Regions from separate parts of the Homo sapiens genome. Here region 1 is linked to region 2. The links are chromatin contacts, found by Hi-C or POLR2A ChIA-PET in ENCODE. All regions are on one chromosome and are shown on one strand. The core of a region is the stretch at or near the end of the contact, and the rest is flanking DNA. Distances in the headings are between cores, read along the strand shown. Region 1 overlaps CDK5RAP2 (CDK5 regulatory subunit associated protein 2). Region 2 overlaps CDK5RAP2 (CDK5 regulatory subunit associated protein 2).

Region 1 (2,700 bases), core at 17-2,516, 42 kb before region 2:
GCCTTTGTCTTTGTCTTTCCTTTTTTTTTTTTTTTGAGAAGGAGTTTCACTCTTGTTGCCCAAGCTGGAGTGCAGTGGCACAATCTCGGCTCACCGCAACCTCTGCCTCCCGGGTTCAAGCGATTCTCCTGCCTCAGCCTCCCGAGTAGCTGGGATTACAGGCATGCACCACCACACCTGGCTAATTCTGTATTTTTAGTAGAGACGGAGTTTCTCCATGTTGGTCAGGCTGGTCTCAAACTCCCGACCTCGGGTTATCCGCCCACCTCAGCCTCCCAAAGTGCTGGAATTTCAGGCGTGAGCCACCACGCCAGGCCATCTTTCCTCCTAAATTCTTTTCTCCTATTTGATAAACTCAGGCCATCCACCTACTTTTAGGGGTTAGAAGTGCTCAGCAGCTCTGAGAGTGTGGAAAGGACCTGTCAAAGGTGGCCTCACAGTGAGGTGCGCAGGTAGAGGCCCAGGTATTTTGCTGGAGGACCCCCAATTGTCAGCATTTTTCAGTTGTTTCTCCTCTCTGAGGCATCTCACTGCTGGGCATGCACACTTCCACTCCCTCCCTGTTTTCACTTAAGTGGTCACTCCTGCTTTCAGTTACATCTGGTGACCCCATGGCCAGAGATTCTCTGGTTTAAGGTCTCCAGAGATCTCCTGCTGGTGAGGAGAGTGTCACCTCTAACTGCTTAGAATTACAGCCAGTCTCCCATTTTTAAAGTTACCAGGTATAGCCAATGCATGCTATGCCTTTCTGGGGTTCTGCAGCATAAACCAGCTTGCTTCTTGTTGGCTTTTTGTCCCAAAGGCATGTAGCTGTGTGGAGAAAGCTGAATCCTATGCCCTTAACACTTGCCCATCCACTTAGCCAAATTTTTTTTTCTTTGTTTTTTTCTTTTTACCTCTTTCGTCTACAAGCCACACTTATCCAAAATTCTGTTGACAACTCACACTTGCTATTATACCTGCTTCTATTCTCCTAGTTAGTCCCTGTGGGTTTATACCTTTTTATTCTTTCATTGTTATTTTAATGAGGTTTCTGTAGGAAGCAGAGTTAAATGCCTATGTTTACTCCATCATGGTTATCTGTAAGTCTGAGGTGAATTTCAAAAACTCACGACATGATCAAACAAGAAGGGTACTCCTAAAGAAAAAGGAACAGTTAGAGAAAAAGTACAGGGGAATGAAAGAGCATGGTATAAATAAGTAACAGGAAGTATTTGCAGTAGAAGAACCTCAGTGAAGTGGCCTGAGCACTAGGGCAAAACAAGCCAGAGTGTGAATCCAGGCTCTGCTATTTAGTCGTCATATGACCCAGGATATGTTTCTTCCCTTCTCTGAGTTTCTGTTTCACCACACTTACCTCCCTGGTGGCTGAAGCCCAAATGACATAATTAAAGCTCTAAAGTATTCTGAAACATAGCAATGATTACTGTAATCATAAATATTTCTGCAAAAGAATTATTTTTTAAAAAAATCAACCCATGCCAAATTAAAAAATTTAAATACAAAAGTTACAGTACCTGAAGCAACACGTCCTTCTGATTGGTACTTTCTGTTAGATGTTTGATCACTTGCTCTTGATTGTGCAATTTTTTATTGCTTTCACTCAGAAGACTCTTGTAACGATTTTCCATTGCTTTCTCTCTTTCATTCACTTCATTGCGTAATTTTTCAACTTCATTTCTAAGATCCTACCAGAAGAAAATGAAAAAATGGAATTTACTTGACAAAAATTTCAATCTCTTATGTGTTTGACTTGCTAAATTACTGCTACAAGAGAGCAAGATAATAGATGTATTTAAGGGAGTATACAAGTGTATATTTAAATCCTTCTCACTTAAAATCTTACAAAAACCACTATAAGAATAATCTGAAATTTGGCAAAAGATTTATGAACAGATATTTATCACAACATTATTTAAAATGCTGGAAAACCAGAAAGAAACTAGACAGTCAACAACAGAGAAATAATTATAAAGAGTACGGTATTTAAAAAACACACACCCACAATTATGAGTCAAAACAAACCAGAGTATCAAACTGTACAGATAATAAGATGCTCATTATTTTCTAAATGTTAATACAAATGTCATAAGGCTGAGGTAACACATCAAAACAACAACAGTATATCTAAGTAGAGGAATTGTGGGTAATTTTCCATTTTTTTTACTTATTTTTCTAAGTTTCCACAATTTCTAAATAATCCTGTATTATCTTCATAATCAGGAAAAAAACTGTCTTAATACCATTTACAAAGAATTTATAATAACATAAAAAAAGTTCATGTTATTCCCATGTTACAGAAAAAGGAAAAAAAAACCGTATACAGAATGATTGTGACTACCTTTAAATATGTACTATTTGCAATACTGAAGCACTATTCATAATAGCAAAAGGCTGTGAACAATCCAAATGTCCACCAACAGAGGAATAAACTATGGTACATTCTCACAATGGAGCACTCTTAAGCTATAAAGGAAAAGGAATGAGGACTCTTTCTCTCTATAAATATACTGCCCTAAAGTAATCTTCAGAATATTTTGTTAAGTGTGTGTGGCAGCAGCAGAGACCCAAGAGAAATAAGTATGGATAGCATACTGCCATTTATTTAACCATAAAACAAATTAAATGACTGCCTATAAGGTATAAGAGAGAACAAGGTAGAAGGGACAAAGATAGAAACTAAAACTCATTTTACAGATG
Region 2 (2,736 bases), core at 145-2,644:
TCATGCCTCTACACCTTTGCTCGTGCTATTCCTTCTACCTAAAATGCCCTTCCCCACCCTACCCCCGCCTCACCCCCACCTCTACCTGACAAACACCCATTCATCCTGCCAAAGCTAATTAAGCTCCCCTCCAGGAAGCTTTGCTACCTGCACCCCTAGTGCCCCACTCAGGAACAGCTGAACACATCCCTCTCTGGGCTGTGTTATCAAATAACACAATATAATTACCAAATTATCCCATATCAACTGCCCCTTGGCCATGGCAAGTAATTCCATCTCTCTGAGCCTGTGCCTCCTCAGCTACAAAATAGGGGTGACTTGTGATTGTGGACCAGAGACAAGCTATTTAAAACAATCTTGCACTGCTCCTGGAATATGGTGGAACTCAACAAATGACAGTTGTTATAATTATTACTTTTTTTTTTTAACATGTAACAATTAGCATTTTGTCAGAAGACCCTCAGAATAGCCTTTCTGCAGCTAAACCAAGAAAGCAACTTAGTTTGGGAGAAAGAAGAAAGATTTTGCAGTCAGACAGAGCTGCCCTAGTGAAGCACAGCTTCCTGGGATGAAGGTAAAGAGGGAGACAAAGGTAACTAAAGCACCTAGCAATGCACTAGGAGACAAGGTGCCAGGCAGCACCAGTGCAATGCCCCAGAAAACCTGGAAAGAGGTGTAAGATTGCCCTCTAGGGGCTCAACTTTGAAATCGTCACATAATCAATGGGAGAGGTAGTCACCGAACTATATACACTTAAAATTGAAGCACTGTGTTGTATGTAATTTATACACCAATAAAACTGAATTTTTTTTTTTTTTTAGTTACCTTAAAGCAAGTTCTACATAGAGAAAAGAAAAAGTAGGCAGGCCTGGTGGGGACTCCTGTGGCCAAGCTGGAGCACCAAGCCCATCTAAGGGGAGGGGTAGCCTCAATCCAGCAAGATGATACCCAGGGCTGCCAATCTCCTAGGTTTTAAACAGAAGGTGGAAATCCAGACTTCTGCATGAAATTCAATTTTTTACATACTGGCAACTAATTCACACTTTAAAAAATACTGTAAGCCAAACAGATCATATCTGTTGGCATATTTGATCTGCAGGACTTCCCAGTATTAACTGCCTTAAAGACACAGAGCAGCTCAAAGGCCAGATTGAAGACAATAAAGTAGCTAAAGCATGCACCTTTAAAAAGGGTGGTGGGAGCCCAGAAAGATATTGGCAGAGTCCATCCACGTGAGGGGTCCCTGGGCCCTAAAGATTCAATACCTTGCCCTGCCCAACAGTGAGTCAATCTGTGTCGCAGATCTGGATCCGTCTCACCAGGGCAAAACCAAGGACTCTGGCTCCAGTTTTCTGCTAACCATCTGACCTTGACTTAGCTTCCTAGGCAGGCCTGCCTTCAGGGAGGGAACACGCTGATCCTACACACCCAGGAAGGTTTCACCACAAAGAGGGCCACACCCTGAGCAAAAATCCAGAGCTGGCATCTGACTGCTGCACTGATCTCTGGGAGTGCGCCTGGGACACAGCTATCCCTGAGAGACAGCTGCATTCATAGGACTGACATGTTGGGTTTTGGTGCCTCTCCAGTCAGACCTATGGGAAATCCCAGGAAGATGCCGCCTTTAGCAAAGCTCTGATCCGACATCCATGGAGACTCTACCACCTAGAACACAGTAAGTACTTGATACACGTTAACCCTTCCCAAAGTCCCCCTTCCAAAAAAAGATGAGCAATTAAGCTTCTGTGGCACATGCTAACAGGACCACTCTCCTCTAGGATCACCTTAAAATGTGCCAGGCTCTGTACCTTTACGTGCTGTTCTCTCTGCTAGGCAAAGCGTCCTCACCCAACTCGCAGGACTCCTTGTCTGACAAGCCCTCCCCATTCCACGCCCAGGCAGAGCTGATCACACCTTGCTTTTGTCACAGCACGGAACCCTGGGCTCACCTCTATCACGGCATCAATCACGACATATATTTTTTTTAACATCTATCCCCTCCCACACTGAGAGCACCATAGAAGCAGGACAACGTTCAGCCCTGCATTCCCAGCACGCATTCCCAAGGCCACACTCAGTAGTTGGTTAAGGAATGAATCTATACTTCCTCTAATTCAAGCTTTAATTCATACACCCAACCACATCCTAGACTCTACTCACTGAAGCTCACAGGCCCTCAAACCCAACATGTGCCAACTGAAGGTATCATCTTCCCTCTCCCTCCACCCAAAAACATTTCCTCTTTTTCCTTTTCCCCCAACAAAATTCAATAAATTGCACCACCCCACAGCTGCTCATGTTCAAAACCTGGGCAAGGGCCAGGCACAGTGGCTCATGTCTGTAATCCCAGCACTTTGAGAGGCCGGCAAATCACCTGAGGTCAGGTGTTCAAGACCAGCCTGGCCAACATGGTGAAACGCTGTCTCCACTAAAAATACAAAAATTAGCCAGGCTTTTTTGGTGGCGGGCAACTGTAATCCCAGCTGCTCAGGAGGCTGAGGTAAGAGAATCACCTGAACCTGGGAAGCTGAGGTTGCAGTAAGCCAAGATCACGCCACTGCACTCTAGCCTGGAGGACAGAGTTAAGACTCCATCTAAAAAAAAAAAAAAAAAAAAAAAAAATGCCTGGGCAAGGGTGTGTCACTGTAGCTTTTCCCCTTATCCCCCAGATCCAGTCAGTCACCAAGCCCTTCAAGCCCATCACATCCACTCTACCTTCTAGCCTGTTCTCCTCCA

What was found. A loop is a pair of places that touch in the nucleus more often than their neighbours do. ChIA-PET counts read pairs that join two places held with the same protein, here RNA polymerase II (POLR2A). Pooled maps may share reads with other maps.
Region 1: a pooled map shows a loop between it and region 2 (2.0-fold over the local background). The contact joins two enhancer-like sites. A Hi-C loop is called at or near these places in 3 of 168 maps with a recorded cell type or tissue (chondrocyte, gastrocnemius medialis and mucosa of descending colon) and 5 of 50 pooled maps. POLR2A ChIA-PET finds 5 or more read pairs at or near these places in 2 of 52 experiments (MCF 10A and naive thymus-derived CD4-positive, alpha-beta T cell).

What each region holds. Positions count from the first base shown.
Region 1 is chr9:120,489,790-120,492,489 of GRCh38, forward strand. CDK5RAP2 (CDK5 regulatory subunit associated protein 2) reads right to left here. Exons shown (of 38, transcript NM_018249.6): 13 at 1,518-1,688. Among named protein-coding and RNA genes, the nearest start is that of CDK5RAP2, 89 kb to the right of the region's middle. RefSeq lists enhancers at 1-289, 290-789. Within about 2 kb of position 1,267, at least 4 of the 41 ENCODE cell types and tissues checked have a DNase peak (open chromatin) inside an H3K27ac peak, as active enhancers do.
Region 2 is chr9:120,531,202-120,533,937 of GRCh38, forward strand. The region is part of intron 7 of CDK5RAP2 (CDK5 regulatory subunit associated protein 2); the gene reads right to left. Among named protein-coding and RNA genes, the nearest start is that of CDK5RAP2, 48 kb to the right of the region's middle. Within about 2 kb of position 1,395, at least 11 of the 41 ENCODE cell types and tissues checked have a DNase peak (open chromatin) inside an H3K27ac peak, as active enhancers do.